Linked DNA regions of Mus musculus: region 2 is linked to region 1. A link is a loop called in an ENCODE intact Hi-C map of the cell type or tissue named here. Cell type or tissue: gastrocnemius. All regions are shown on one strand.

The links. A loop is a pair of places that touch in the nucleus more often than their neighbours do. Peaks named below come from ENCODE experiments on the same cell type or tissue, not always from the same donor. Only the 100,000 strongest peaks of a DNase experiment are listed, where the experiment ranks them.
Region 2: it touches region 1 in a loop (8-fold over the local background); 8 of 42 quality-filtered maps call a loop at or near these places.

Annotation. Positions count from the first base shown.
Region 1 is chr7:34,193,973-34,201,972 of GRCm38, forward strand. Pdcd2l (programmed cell death 2-like) reads right to left here and starts at 2,698. Exons shown (of 7, transcript NM_026549.4): 1 at 2,564-2,698; 2 at 2,300-2,466; 3 at 2,094-2,154. The coding sequence starts at 2,671. It overlaps Gpi1 (glucose-6-phosphate isomerase 1), which reads right to left. Exons shown (of 18, transcript NM_008155.4): 18 at 7,355-8,000. In gastrocnemius, CTCF peaks have their summits at 1,866 (motif pointing left) and 4,548 (motif pointing left); DNase peaks (open chromatin) are centred at 2,721 and 4,567; H3K4me3 peaks cover 1,927 bases; H3K27ac peaks cover 1,808 bases.
Region 2 is chr7:33,979,161-33,987,160 of GRCm38, forward strand. No RefSeq gene overlaps it. Among named protein-coding and RNA genes, the nearest start is that of Scgb1b26-ps, 24 kb to the left of the region's middle. In gastrocnemius, a CTCF peak has its summit at 3,306 (motif pointing right); a DNase peak (open chromatin) is centred at 3,319.

The DNA.
Region 1 (8,000 bases):
CTGTCTCAAAAATCCAAAAAAATAAAAAACACTGTCTCTTTTGCTCCAGGGCAATGTGGCACATGTAGGTCCAGGTGTCTTTACCCATCTGTCCCACAATCTTTCTGTTGTACTTTATGTATTATTGGGACTAAAAAAAAAAGGAAAGGACTACATTTCCCAGGCTCCTTAGCAGCTGGGCTGTTAGATTAGACGTATTCAGTGGTTAGCTCCTCAGGTCCGCCTAAGAGACAAGAGTGTAATGGAGAGCAATGCCATGAAGCAGGCTGGACACGGTAGCTCCTATCAGCCTTGGAGAGGCTGAGGCAGCATGATGGCCATGAGTGTGATGTCAGCCCCAGTGACATGAATTTCCAGGCTACCTTGAAGTATGGATCCAGAGAGGGGGTGGGGGGAGGACAGAAATATACAAGAGAGACAGAGAGCTGCTCTGAAAACACAGATAAACAAAGACAGCATGCCAGGCTCTGTGACAAGGGGAGCACGCACTCATCAAACCACACCTAAGTATCCCGCCTGCAGGAGGTAGCCTAGCAGATGGGTCAGTTCCGAGATGTGCTCCCACAAGCCCTTGCTGGACTTTCCCCCTGAGGCTATCAATTTAGCTAGTAAAGATTTAAATGTCTTAGCTTAAAAAACAAAAAACAAATAAACAAAAAAGCATTTTTCTACTTCACACAACCTTGTGTGCCATGCACATACATGAATATATATATATATACACATATATATATACACACACACACACACTTACCTATATTTATTCAAATGAGAAAATCAGTAAACTACATGTCTCTCGTATAAACTATTATACTTGACTTGGTATTTAAGAGTACTGGCTGCTCTTCCAGAGGACTAGGTTCAATTCCCATCACCCATATCAGGCAGCCCAGGAGATCCACTATCTCCACAGACACCTGCACTGATGGTCACATGCATATATGTAAACTGGAAAGTAAAATCTTGGGGGCTGGCGAGATGGCTCAGCAGGTAAGAGAAATGACTGCTCTTCAGAAGGTCCTGAGTTCAAATCCCAGCAACTACATGGTGGATCACAGCCACCCATAATGAGATCCAACATCCTCTTCAGGGGCATCTGAAGACACCTACAGTGTACTTATTTGTAATAATAAATAAACTTAAAAAAAAAAAAGTAAAATCTTAAGAAAAAGCCAGAAAACTGAGGGAATAGCATTTGATGATTCTGAAAGACTAAAGTTCATTCCACGGCAGCAAAGAAGCATGTTTAAAAGTTTGGTATTAGGGGCAGGGAGATGGCTCAGCACCTACATTAAGCAGCTCTCAAAACACCTGTAACTCCAGCCTCAAAGGCTCTGACACACACGTGTGAAGCACACACTTAAACAATTGTTTTCCTGACAGGGTTTCTCTGTGTAGCCCTGGCTGTCCTGGAGCTCACTCTGTAGACCAGGCTGGCCTTGAACTCAGAAATCCACCTGCTTCTGTCTCCCGAGTGCTGGGCTTAAAGACACGTGCTACCACCACTTGGCCTAGATTCACTTTTATTCCACGTATATGGGTGTTTTCCCTGCATGTATGTCTGTTCACCACAGTGTGCTTGGTGCCAGTGAGGCCAGAAGAAAGCATTGGAACCCCTGGAACTGGAGTTACAGGTAATTTTGAACTGCCACCTGAGTGCTGAAATTTGATCCTGAGTCCTCTGAAAGAGCAACAAGCAATCTTAGCTACCGAAACATCACTCCAGCCTCCAAAAGCAATCTTTTAAAAAACTGTCTTAAGGGACTGAGAGAAGGCTCGCTCTTCAAGAGGTCCTGAACTCAATTCCCAACAACCTCATCACAACCATCTATACTGAGTCTGATGCCCTCTTCTGGCATGCAGGTGTACATACAGATAGAGCACTCATACATACAGTAAATAAATAAATCTTCTTTTTAGCTGTCTTAAATAGGATGTGGTGATTCATAGCAGTTATCACAGGACTAGGGAAGATTTAAGCCAACAAATTTATGAGAGTTAAAGGCCAGCTTGGGCTAGAGAGGGGAGACAAGTTGCTGTAAACGATCCTCAAATTATTGAAAAACATAGTGTGCCAATCAGAATCGCTTTACCTGCGCGTTCCAAGTCTCTTTCTCTGGCACTTGCAGGCACTGGGAACGGAACACCTTCCAGCTTAGAGGCAAGACAGACACAGTGAGGGCTCCACCCTGGACATCCAGCCCCACCGAGTGTCACCCGGCCCGCCTCGGCCCGCCCCATCCCGCCCCATCCCGCCCCGTCCTGGGACCAGACTTCACGACAGGACTTCCCCGCCTACCTGCGCGTCTGGCTGTTGCCGCAGCCTGGACGAGCACAGGCGAACACGTACAGAAGCCGATGGAACGGGGAGCCGTCCAGCGGGCAGTACACCTGCACGACGAGCGTGAGCGGCTGTGCGCAGCGGCCACACTGCGGCCCCGGAGTGGTAACGGCCGGCAGGGCGTCCTGAGGAGCAGGCTGCAGCTCAGACCCCCGGGACCCACGCCGCTCCCGCCCGGACACCCTCCACGCGGCCCCGCCAAGACATCGCAGCCGCACTCACCGGAACGCCACCCAGCTTGCTAGAGGTCCAGGCGGAGGGCCCTTTGGGGCAGCCCTTCACCGCCGTGTCTCGAAGTCCCAGCAGTACAGGCTTCCTGACGGCCGCCATAACTACTGGGCTCCCACGTGACAGCGCGAGCTACGGTGGCCGACAGAGAGTGTTATCTGCGCACGCGCGCCGCCTGCTCCTCCCCGACTCCGCCCCAAAGGGGTCCTGGACGGAGACCACCTGTTTTATCTCTGATATCTTGATAGGATCTACAAAGAGGTTTAACTAGACGTTGACAACTGGAAACAGGATGACGGTATTGGCAGACAACAAGAAACATAACAAAAATAAAATAAAATAAGCCGGGTGTGGTAGCGCACGCCTTTAATCCCAGGACTCGGGAGGCAGAGGCAGGTGGATTTCTGAGTTCGAGGCCATCCTGGTCTACAGAGTGAGTTCCAGGACAGCCAGGGCTATACAGAGAAACCCTGTTCGAAAAAAACAAACAAAAAGTCCTTACATTTTAAAAAATAATCATTTATTTTTTTATTTTATGTGCATTGGTGTTTTGCCTGCATGTAGGTCTGTGTGAGGGTGTCAGTTCTTGGAGTTTCAGTTAATTATGAACTGTCCTGTGAGTGGTGGGATTGAACCTGGGTCCTCTGAAAGAGCTCTTAATTCCTGAGCCATCATTCCAGCCCCCCAAAGTCCTTAATTTTGACAGATACATTTAAAATACATATGAAGACTGAAGATTTGAGCATATGCCACAGCGGGGTTGTGTAACCTCTATGTGTTCGAGGCCAGCAGTCTACAAAACAAGTCCAGGACAACCAGGACTGTTACACAGAGAAACCCTGTATGGAAAAACAAAACAAAATAAAAATGTTGAGCATGTACATAGGTTACTCAACTGCTTACAACTCCAGTTTGCAGAGGGTAGGCAGGAGGGGAACCAATGCCAATTCTTTTTTCTGGAGTCTGTGGACAGCAGGAATACACATGGTGCACATTAAAGTAAATAATAAAAAGTTTAGCCGGGCAGTGGTGGCTCATGCCTTTAATCCCAGCACTTGGGAGGCAGAGGCAGGTGGATTTCTGAGTCCAAGGCCAGCCTGGTCTACAGAGTGAGTTTCAGGACAGCCAGGACTGCACAGAGAAACCCTGTCTCAAAAAACCAAAATAAGAAAAATTTTAGTGATGAGTTTTACTAAAATAAAAAAAATAAGCACATTTGAAAAGCATGTATTGCCAGGTAAGGGTGAACTCTGGTTATAGTTTGGACTAAATAGTGAAACTCAACCCAGCTCTGGCTTGAGAGTATCTCAAAAGCAAATAAACCCTGAAATTGGGACTGGATCAACCAACCTGATCAGTAACTTTCAGGCTACTGAGACACTGTCTTTATAAAAAAATAAATTAAAAAAAAAGGACTGACTGGACCAGAGGAATCACATGTGAGGTTATCCTGTGTCCTAAACACACACACACACACACACACACACACACACACACACACACACACACACACAGAGCCAGGGAGCAATCCAGCAAGCAGTTGCTCATTGGCTCTTTCTAGGACTTCCCTCAATAATAGATCATGACCGGAAATTATAAGCCAAAGTAACCCTTTCCTCCACAAGTGTTTAATCCCAGAAACAGAAAGCACATGTGAGTTTGACTACTTTGAGAAACCATAGCAGTGTGAGAATTTTAGAAATGGGCTAGAAAGATGGCTCAGTGGTTAAAAGCACTGACTGCTCTGCCAAAGGTCCCGAGTTCAAATCCCAGCAACCACATGGTGGCTTACAACCATCTGTAATGGAATCCGGTGCACTCTTCTAGTTTGTGTCATTTCCACAAAGGTAGCAGCCAGGATACAGGGAAAGAAGAGTCTGCAGCAAATCTCTCAAAGTCATGTCTTTCCCTCTCAAGGGAGACATTTTTCTCCAACTGAGCCCCACCTACTTTCCACCACTTACCAATAGTGCCACCTGCTGGACACAAGTCAAGCACTTGAAACTTGGAGAAACTTTACCCCACAAGTGTGTCCACATGATAGATTGAACCCAATCTTTGAGCATGCGCTACCACTGACCTATATCTGAGACCCTACTGTGACCTACCACCCTTTTCTTGAGACACGTTTCCACTGTATAGCTAGACAAGTCTGGAACTTGCTCACTCAGCCCAGGCTAATCTCAAGTAAGTACCATATACATCCCATTACTGAGTATGTGCCTGCCACAATACATGTGACATCAGCTCACCCCATCCACCTTTATATAGGTTTCATAGATGAAACTCAGGTGACTTGAGTGTAGTTTTTTTTTTTTTTTTTTTTCAATTTTTTATTAGGTATTTAGCTCATTTACATTTCCAATGCTATACCAAAAGTCCCCCTTACCCACCCACCCCCACTCCCCTACCCACCCACTCCCCCCCTTTGGCCCTGGCGTTCCCCTGTACCGGGGCACACAAAGTCTGCGTGTCCAATGGGTCTCTCTTTCCAGTGATGGCCGACTAGGCCATCTTTTGATACATATGCAGCTAGAGTCAAGAGCTCAGGGGTACTGGTTAGTTCATAATGTTGTTCCACCTATAGGGTTGAAGATCCCTTTAGCTCCTTGGGTACTTTCTCTAGCTCCTCCATTGGGAGCCCTGTGATCCATCCATTAGCTGACTGTGAGCATCCACTTCTGTGTTTGCTAGGCCCCGGCATAGTCTCACAAGAGACAGCTACATCTGGGTCCTTTCAGTAAAATCTTGCTAGTGTATGCAATGGTGTCAGCATTTGGAAGCTGATTATGGGGTGGATCCCTGGATATGGCAGTCTCTACATGGTCCATCCTTTCATCTCAGCTCCATACTTTGTTTCTGTAACTCCTTCCATGGGTGTTTTGTTCCCACTTCTAAGGAGGGGCATAGTGTCCACACTTCAGTCTTCATTTTTCTTGAGTTTCATGTGTTTAGGAAATTGTATCTTATATCGTGGGTATCCTAGGTTTTGGGCTAGTATCCACTTATCAGTGAGTACATATTGTGTGAGTTCCTTTGTGATTGTGTTACCTCACTCAGGATGATGCTCTCCAGGTCCATCCATTTGGCTAGGAATTTCATAAATTCATTCTTTTTAATAGCTGAGTAGTACTCCATTGTGTAGATGTACCACATTTTCTGTATCCATTCCTCTGTTGAGGGGCATCTGGGTTCTTTCCAGTTTCTGGCTATTATAAATAAGGCTGCTATGAACATAGTGGAGCATGTGTCCTTCTTACCAGTTGGGGCTTCTTCTGGATATATGCCCAGGAGAGGTATTGCTGGATCCTCCGGTAGTACTATGTCCAATTTTCTGAGGAACCGCCAGACTGATTTCCAGAGTGGTTGTACAAGCCTGCAATCCCACCAACAATGGAGGAGTGTTCCTCTTTCTCCACATCCTCGCCAGCATCTGCTGTCACCTGAATTTTTGATCTTAGCCATTCTCACTGGTGTGAGGTGGAATCTCAGGGTTGTTTTGATTTGCATTTCCCTGATGATTAAGGATGTTGAACATTTTTTCAGGTGCTTCTCTGCCATTCGGTATTCCTCAGGTGAGAATTCTTTGTTCAGTTCTGAGCCCCATTTTTTAAGGGGGTTATTTGATTTTCTGAGGTCCACCTTCTTGAGTTCTTTATATATGTTGGATATTAGTCCCCTATCTGATTTAGGATAGGTAAAGATCCTTTCCCAGTCTGTTGGTGGTCTTTTTGTCTTATAGACAGTGTCTTTTGCCTTGCAGAAACTTTGGAGTTTCATTAGGTCCCATTTGTCAATTCTCGATCTTACAGCACAAGCCATTGCTGTTCTGTTCAGGAATTTTTCCCCTGTGCCCATATCTTCAAGGCTTTTCCCCACTTTCTCCTCTATAAGTTTCAGTGTTTGAGTGTAGTTTTAAGTGCCTTTTAATCCGGGGACCCAGAAGGGCTACCAAACACCCCCCCCCACACACACACACACTATTGCTTCCCTTTTGCTTTAACCCCCTTTAGCTCCAGGACATGTCCTCCCCTGAGCTTCCCTTGAATCTTCAGATAAAGACACACAGCTTGTTACTTTACAACTTACCTTCTGGGCACAATTGCTGGGCACAGATATCTCCTGCCTGGAAAAGCATCCACTTAACCAATTATCACCATCTCTCCACCTGCCCTAAATTTAGTAACTAGTCCCACCGAGCCCCTATTAAACATCCTTGGCGGCTCCCCTGAGAGCTCACATGGTTGTTGTGTCCTTCTTCCTCTAAAACACAGCAGAAAGACACTTTCTCCTTCCCTGCATCTATCTGCCTTTTTTTCCTCCTGGGACCTGGGAAGTCCACCTATACCTTCTGTCCAGCAATTGGCCTCTAGCTTTCTTTACTGACAAATCAAGAACCAATTGGGGAACAGGACTTTAGCATCAGAACCACCCACTTCAGTGACCAAGTTTGTGTACAGTCTACAGGGTAGACTCCTGTTTGAGTGTTTGGCCCAAAGGGAGTGGCATTACTAGGAAGTGAAGCTATGCTGAAGGGTGTGCCACTGTGGGGGCAAGCTTTGAGGTCTAACTTGCTCAAGCTAGGCCTACCTTCCGCAGCCTTCGAATCAAGATGTTGAACTCTTGGCTTCTTTTCAAGCACCAGGTCTACCCACATGTGCCACCATGGTCTGCCATGACAATAATAGACTAAACCTCTGGACTGTAAGCCAGCCCCAATGAAATGTTGTCTTTTACAAGAGCTGCTATGGTCATGGTGTCTCTTCACAGCAATAAAACCCTAAGACATGTACCAAGTCTTTTTATTGACTGGCCATCAAATGGGCCTAATTAACATGGTGGAAAGTAGAATGACAGGGCTGTCACTCAGTCTCACAAGGACTCACTGATAGCCAGGATATGAATGTGACAGTAATGACACCCTGCTAAAACTGTCTTTTGAAGGGTATAATCGAGTTCATCCCTGGGTTCTTTTGTTTGTTTTTAAGACTTATTTATTTTATGTATGTGAGTACATTGTAGCTGTCCTCAGACACACCAGAAGAGGGCATCGGATCTCATTACAGGTGGTTGTGAGCCACCATGTGGTTGCTGGGAATTGAACTCAGGACCTCTGGAAGAGCAGTCAGTACTCTTAACTGTTGAGCCATCTCTCCAGCCCCATTCCTAGGTTTTGATACCAAAAATAAAGCGAAGGTAAACAAACAAACAAGCAAGCAAAAACCTACCTAGTGAAGCAGAATTACTTTTTCCACGTCACCAAGGTGAGGAGGGGAAGGAGGTGAACACGTGACTGGAGAGCAAGTTGCCCACCTAACTGCAGATCCCTGACCCCACCCTACCCAACCCCTTTTTTGTAGACAGGGTTTCTCTGTGTAGCCCTGGCTATCCGGGAACTCATTTTGTGGACCAGGCTGGCCTTGAATTCAGA
Region 2 (8,000 bases), 210 kb before region 1:
GAATCTCAAGGTTGTTATGATTTGAATTTCCCTGATTATTAAGGATGTTGAACATTTTTTTCAGGTTTTTCTCAGCCATTCAGTAATCCTCAGTTGAGAATCCTTTGTTTAACTCTCTAACCCATTTTTTAATGGGGTTGTTTGAATTTCTAGAGTCCAGCTTCTGGAGCTCATTGAATATATTGGATATTAGTCCCCTGTCAGATTTAGGATTGGTAAAAATCCTTTCTCAATCTATTGGTGGACTTTATGTCTTATGGGCAGTTTCTTTTCGCTTCCAGAAGCGTTGCAATTTTATGAGGTCCATTTGACAATCCTTGATTTTACAGCATAAGCCACTGTTGTTCTGTTTAGGAATTTTACCCTTGGGCCCATATCTCTGAGGCTTTTCCCTAGTTTCTCCTCTATTAATTTCAATGTCTCTGGGTTTATGTGGAGGTCTTTGATTCACATAGACTTGAGCTTTATACAGGGAGATAAGAATGGATTAATTCACATTCTTCTACATGATAACCACCAGTTGTGCAACCACCATTTGTTGAAAATGCTGTCATATTTCTACTGGATGGTTTTAACTCCCTTGTCAAAGATAAAGTGAACATAGGTGTGTGGATTCATTTCTGGATCTTCAATTCTATTCCATTGATCTACCTGTCTGTCACTGTACCAGTACCATGCAGTTTTTATCACAATTGTTCTGCACTACAGTTTAATGTCAAGCATGGTGATTCCACCAGAGGTTCTTTTATTGTTGAGAAGAGTTTTTGCTATCCTAGGTTTTTTTTATTCCAGATAAATTTGCAAATTGCACTTTCTAACTTTGAAGAATTGAGTTGGAATTTTGATGGGAATTGCAATGAATCAGTAGATTGCTTTTGGCAGGATAGCCATTTTGACTATATTAATCCTGCCAATTCATGAGTATGGGAGATCTTTCTATCTCCTGAGATCTTCAATTTCTTTCTTCAGAGACTTGAAGTTTTTATCATACAGATCTTTCACTTCCTTAGTTAGAATCACACCAAGCTATTTTGCATTATTTGGGACTATTTTGAAGGGTATTGTTTCCCTAATTTCTTTCTCAGCCCGTTTATCCATTGTGTAGAGAAAGGCCATTGATTTGTTTGAGTTTATTTTCTATCTAATTACTGCACTGAACCTGTTTATCAGGTTTAGGAGTTCTCTGGTGGAATTTTTAGGGTCACTTATATATACTATCATATCATCTGCAAATAGTGATATTTTGACTTCTTCCTTTCCAATTTGTATCCCCTTGATGTTGTTGAATTGCTCTGGATAGGAATTCAAGTACTATATTGAATAGATAAGGAGAAAGTGGGCATCCTTGTCTACTGCCTGATTTTAGTGGGATTGCTTTGAGTTTCTCTCCATTTAGTTTGATGTTGGCTACTGGTTAGCTGTATATTGCTTTTAATATGTTTAGATATAGGTCTGAAATTCCTGATCTTTCAAAGACTTTTATCATGAAGGGGTTTTGGATTTTGTCAAATGTTTCTCAGGATATAATGTGATGATCCTGTGTTTTTTGTCTTTGAGTTTGTTTATATAGTGGATTAGGTTGATTGATTTCCATATATTAAACCATCCCTGCATCCCTGGGATGAATTCTACTTGATCATGATGGATGATCGGTTTGATGTGTTATTGGATTCGGTTTGCAAGGATTTTATTGAGTATTTTTGCATCACTGCTCATAAGGGAAACTGGTCTGAAGTTCTCTTTCTTTGTTGAATCTTTGTGTGGTTTAGGTATCAGAGTAATTGGGGCTTCATAGAATGAATTCCTTTAACTTCCTTAGTTAGAGTCGCGCCAAGATATTTTATATTATTTGTGACTATTGAGAAGGGTGTTGTTTCCCTAATTTCTTTCTCAGCCTGTTTATTCTTTGTGTAGAGAAAGGCCATTGACTTGTTTGAGTTAATTTTATATCCAGCTAATTCACTGAAGCTGTTTATCAGGTTTAGGAGTTCTCTGGTGGAATTTTTAGGGTCACTTATATATACTATCATATCATCTGCAAAAAGTGATATTTTGACTTCATCTTTTCCAATTTGTATCCCCTTGATCTCCTTTTGTTGTGGAATTGCTCTGGCTAGGACTTCAAGTACTATGTTGAAGAGGTAGGGAAAAAGTGAGCAGCCTTATCTAGTCCCTGATTTTAGTGGGATTGCTTCAAGCTTCTCACCATTTACTTTGATGTTGGCTACTGGTTTGCTGTAGATTGCTTTTATCATGGTTAGGTATGGGCCTTGAATTCCTGATCTTTCCAAGACTTTTATCATGAATGGGTGTTGGATCTTGTGGAATGCTTTTTCCCCATCTAATGAGATGATTATGTGGTTTTTGTCTTTGACTTTGTTTATATAATGGATTACATTGATGGATTTTCGTATATTAAACCATCCCTGCATCCCTGGAATAAAACCTACTTGGTCAGGATGGATGATTGCTTTAATGTGTTTTTGGATTCGGTTCGCGAGGATTTTATTGAGGATTTTTGCATCGATATTCATAAGGGAAATTGGTCTGAAGTTCTCTATCTTTGTTGGATCTTTCTGGTTTAGGTATCAGAGTAATTGTGACTTCATAGAATGAGTTGGGTAGACTTCCCTCTACTTCTATTTTGTGGAATAGTTTGGGCAGAACTGTGATTAGATCTTCTTTGAAGGTCTGGTAGAACTCTGCACTAAACCCATCTGGTCCTGGGCTTTTTTTGGGGGGGGGGGCTGGGAGACTATTAATGACTGCTTCTATTTCTTTAGGGGATATGGGACTGTTTAGATCATTAACTTGATCCTGATTTAACTTTGGTACCTGGTATCTGTCTAGAAATTTGTCCATTTCATCCAAGTTTTCCAGTTTTGTTGAGTATAGCCTTTTGTAGAAGGATCTGATGGTGTTTTGGATTTCTTCAGGATCTGTTGTTATGTCTCCCTTTTCATTTCTGATTTTGTTAATTAGGATGTTGTCCCTGTGCCCTCTAGTGAGTCTAGCTAAGGGTTTATCTATCTTGTTGATTTTCTCAAAGAATCAACTCCTCGTTTGGTTAATTCTTTGAATAGTTCTTCTTGTTTCCACTTGGTTGATTTCCCCCCTGAGTTCGATCATTTCCTGCCGTCTACTCCTCTTGGGTGAATTTGCTTCCTTTTTTCTAGAGCTTTTAGATGTGTTGTCAAGCTGCTAGTATGTGCTCTCTCCCGTTTCTTTTTGGAGGCACTCAGAGCTATGAGTTTCCCTCTTAGAAATGCTTTCATTGTGTCCCATAGTGTAAAGGGCTGCAATCTACGTGCCGCCACTAGATGGTGCTAAACCTCATTGTGCGCAGCTGCGAGAGCACAGCCAGCCAAAGTCACCAGTCCGTCTCTGAGGCTTTTGCCCAACCCCTGGGGGCTTTAACCTATCCCCAGGGTGCATGAGGATCATGGGTGTTGCTACCAGTCCTAGTTTAGACACGTCACCAAAAGTATTTAAGCCACACACTTTCTGAGCTTTCTTTGTCTACCTCAATATGATATAGAAGTAAAAGTTAACCGTGGAAGAATCTGGTGTGTCCTGTGTTTATTTCCCGCGGGACGGGGATAAGCTCGGGATACCATAGGTTTGGGTATGTTGTGGCTTCATTTTCATTAAACTCTAAAAAGTCTTTAATTTCTTTCTTTATTCCTTCCTTGACCAAGGTATCATTGAGAAGAGTGTTGTTCAGTTTCCACATGAATGTTGGCTTTCCATTATTTATGTTGTTATTGAAGATCAGCCTTAGGCCATGGTGGTCTGATAGGATACATGGGACAATTTCAATATTTTTGTATCTGTTGAGGCCTGTTTTGTGGCCAATTATATGGTCAATTTTGGAGAAGGTCCCGTGAGGTGCTGAGAAGAAGGTATATCCTTTTGTTTTAGGATAAAATGTTCTGTAGATATCTGTCAGATCCATTTGTTTCATAACTTCTGTTAGTTTCACTGTGTCCCTGTTTAGTTTCTGTTTCCAAGATGTCCATTGATGAAAGTGGTGTGTTGAAGTCTCCCACTATTATTGTGTGAGGTGCAATGTGTGCTTTGAGCGTTACTAAAGTGTCTTTAATGAATGTGGCTGCCCTTGCATTTGGAGCGTAGATATTCAGAATTGAGAGTTCCTCTTGGAGGATTTTACCTTTGATGAGTATCAAGTGTCCCTTTTTGTCTTTTTTGATAACTTTGGGTTGGAAGTCGATTTTATCCGATATTAGAATGGCTACTCCAGCTTGTTTCTTCAGACCATTTGCTTGGAAATTTGTTTTCCAGCCTTTCACTCTGAGGTAGTGTCTGTCTTTTTCCCTGAGATGGGTTTCCTGTAAGCAGCAGAATGTTGGGTCCTGTTTGTGTAGCCAGTCTGTTAGTCTATGTCTTTTTATTGGGGAATTGAGTCCATTGATATTAAGATAAATAAAGGAAAAGTAATTGTTGCTTCCTTTTATTTTTGTTGTTAGAGTTGGCATTCTGTTCTTGTGGCTGTCTTCTTTTTGGTTTGTTGAGGGATTACTTTCTTGCTTGTTCTAGGGCATGAATTCCGCCCTTGTATTGCTTCTTTTCTGTTATTATCCTTTGAAGGGCTGGATTCCTGGAAAGATAATGTGTGAATTTGGTTTTGTCGTGGAATACTTTGGTTTCTCCATCTATGGTAATTGAGAGTTTTGCTAGGTATAATAGCCTAGGCTGGCATTTGTGTTCTCCTAAGGTCCTTATGATGTCTGCCTAGAATCTTCTAACTTTCATAGTCTTTGGTGAAAAGTCTGGTGTAATTCTGATAGGTCTATTTTTATTTGTTACTTGACCAATTTCCCTTACTGCTTTTAATATTCTTTCTTTGTTTAGTGCATTTGTTATTTTGATTATTAGGTGACAGGAGGAATTTCTTTTCTGGTCCAGCCTATTTGGAGTTCTGTAGACTTCTTGTATGTTCATGGGCATCTCTTTCTTTAGGTTTGGGAAGTTTTCTTCTATAATTTTGTTGAAGATATTTGCCGGCCCTTTAAGTTGAAAATCTTCATTCTCATCAACTCCTATTATCCGTACGTTTGGTCTTCTCATTATGTCTTGGATTTCCTGGATGTTTTGAGTTAGGATCTTTTTGCATTTATCTTTGATTGTTGTGCCAATGTTCTCTATGGAATCTTCTGCACCTGAGATTCTCTCTTCCATCTCTTGTATTCTTTTGCTGATGCTCGCGTCTATGGTTCCAGATTTCTTTCCTAGGGTTTCTATCTCCAGCGTTGCCTCACTTTGGGTTTTCTTTATTGTGTTTACTTCCCTTTTTAGGTCTTGGATTTTTTTATTCAATTCCATCACTTGTTTGGTCGTGTTTTCCTGTAATTCTTTAAGGGATTTTTGTGCTTCCTCTTTAAGATCTTCTACCTGTTTAGCAGTGTTCTACTGTATTTCTTTAAGTGAGTTATTAAAGTGCTTCTTGATGTCCTCTACCATCATCATGAGATATGCTTTTAAATCTGGGTCTAGCTTTTCAGTTGTGTTGGGGTGCCCAGGACCAGTGTGGGAGTGCTGCGTTCTGATGATGGTGAGCGGTCTTGATTTCTGTTAGTAGGATTCTTACGTTTGCCTTTTGCCATCTTGTATTCTCTGGAGCTTGTTGTTATAGTTGTCTCTGGTTAGAGCTGGCTCCTCAGGTGATTATGTTAGCCTCTATCAGCACACCTGGGAGACTAGCTCTATCCTTAGTTTCAGTGGTCAGAGTACTCTCTGCATTAGCTCCCCTCTTGCAGGGATGGTGCCCAGAAAATCTGGTGTTTGAACCTGCCTCCTGTCAGAAGTTGTGTTCCACTCACCAGAGGTCTTAGGATCTCGTGGCAGATCCTGTGTGGATCCTTGGGGGTGTCCGCAGACTCCCCCAGGCCAGGGACCATGGTGCTGCAGTGGGCCGGCTGGAAGGGACTTGAGCCCCGTATCTGGCCGGGTTACCTGCTTCCTTAATCAATCGCTATTTTATTTTGATTGATTAATTTTAAAAGGTTATTCTCCAAGTCTGACTTCAAATTCTCATTATTTTTTTCAGTTGCTGAGTCTAATCTGTGAGCTGCTGCATCCTTTGTTCTAGTATCTTTTCTAGCTCCTGTCTCCAATCCTCATTCTCCTTTTTCTGTTGCTTATTTTGACTTATGAAATCCTGATCCTTTAGTCCATTTTCATCTTTTTGTCTATTATTTTGGTCCATAATTTCCCGTGTCTTCAATTCTAGTGTTTCCTCTAGGCCATGTTGCCATGTCGTAAACTTCTCTTTCTGTTGTTCATACTGTTCTATATTGTCCTGTATTTTGTGTTCTAAACTGTTTCCATAATCTGAGCTTCTCTTTAGGTTGTAATTCTAATATTGCAGCATCTGCCTTATTTTGATTTGCTAGCTTTAATAAATTATCCTCTAGACTGTAGCCTCCCTCAGCCCTGAAGCAGGCTGAACCAGACTTTGATCTTGCTGCCAGTAAGGAGATTACCTAGGGTGGTGCCTTCTGACCTAGATGGCTCTATTGTTCTGTCACCTGCCACTGCTCTCCTCCAAGACAGTGCTACCTGCTGAGAGGCCCCTGAAATATTCCGGAGGAACATCCTATCCTGCATGTCCCAAAAAGGCTGGTTCCTGACATCCAAGAATGGACTGGTGGGGGATTGGCCTTCCCCCTTATAAGCACACTCTCTTAGTAAACTGGTGAGCCTTGAACAGGGAATCGTCTTGGCTTCATTATCTCTCTTGCCATCTAATTATTTTTCAGCCCCAACCTGCCTCCCAGGTGTACCCGGTTCAAGTAGGTGGAGGCCTGGCATACAACACTAGACTATGTTGCCAAGTCTTAACTTTATCTCTCTGTTGCTCAGACTCATCTATGAACTTCAGAAATTTCTGTTCTAGCATCTCTTCCAGCTTCTGTCTCCAAGCCTCATTGTCCTCTTTCTGTTGCTTATTTTGACTTATGAAATTCTGAACCTTTAGTTCTAGACCTATGAAATTCTGAACCTTTAGTTAGTTCTAGTGTTACTTGTAATCTCTTTTCTAAGGCAAGGAATTTTTTATCTAGGTTCCAGTCTTTTGAAAAGACATAGTAAATCAAGAAAATAAATACCGATAAATGATAAGGAGTCTATTTCCTTTAAATTCATCCCTGTCAAACCATTCAAAATATCATCAGGTAAAGCCCAAAAGATATGTATTGTGTCTTTAAGTATCAAAAGGTTATAGATCTTTTTTTATGTCAAAAAATGATGTTGCCCGAAGCCCTTTGTAGCTTTACCTTCACAATTCTTTATGCATAGGAAGGGGCTGAATGTAGAAAGATCCATGTGGTCGTCTGTGTCCCTGGTTTGGGTTGCAGCTGGCATCATGTGCTTGTGTGCCAATTGTAGGCAATCTGCAGCATCAACAAGCAGTCAGGAGATCCAGACTGGCTGTCCTAGACACGAAGGTGGGGGAGGTAAGTGGGGGCGAAGGATACAGAGAAGTGAACACAGAAAGGCTCTCTCAAGCATAGATTCCCCTATTAGTTCACTGTGTCTTCCCAAAAACTACCTCGAAGGCAGTTGTGTTCCCTACAGCTCCAGGCTGAGGAGCTGTAGGGAACCATGTCTAGGAGTTGGGGGAGGGAGCCTCTCTGTCGTTCTCTGTAGGCCACTCAGACTCAAGTCAGTTTCCAACCCACACTGCTGTAGTCTATGTCACTGCCCAAGCCCTTTTCAGGGATTGGGCAGTGAACTATTATCTCAGGTTTGTTGAGTTCAAATCAATACGTGGGGCACCAGATTGTTAGTGTTCCTCTAATACATTTGAGACGACTGTCTCAAAGTAATCTGCAGCTTTCCTGATAATTCATCACACTCTCTCCTCTAGGGACTGTATACTGTTTCTGTTTTATTTTAAAACATTCTGCTATCATACCAATTATTTATAACACCAGATCTTTAGATATTGTCATAAGGACTGCCTGAGCTTCTTTCACCAA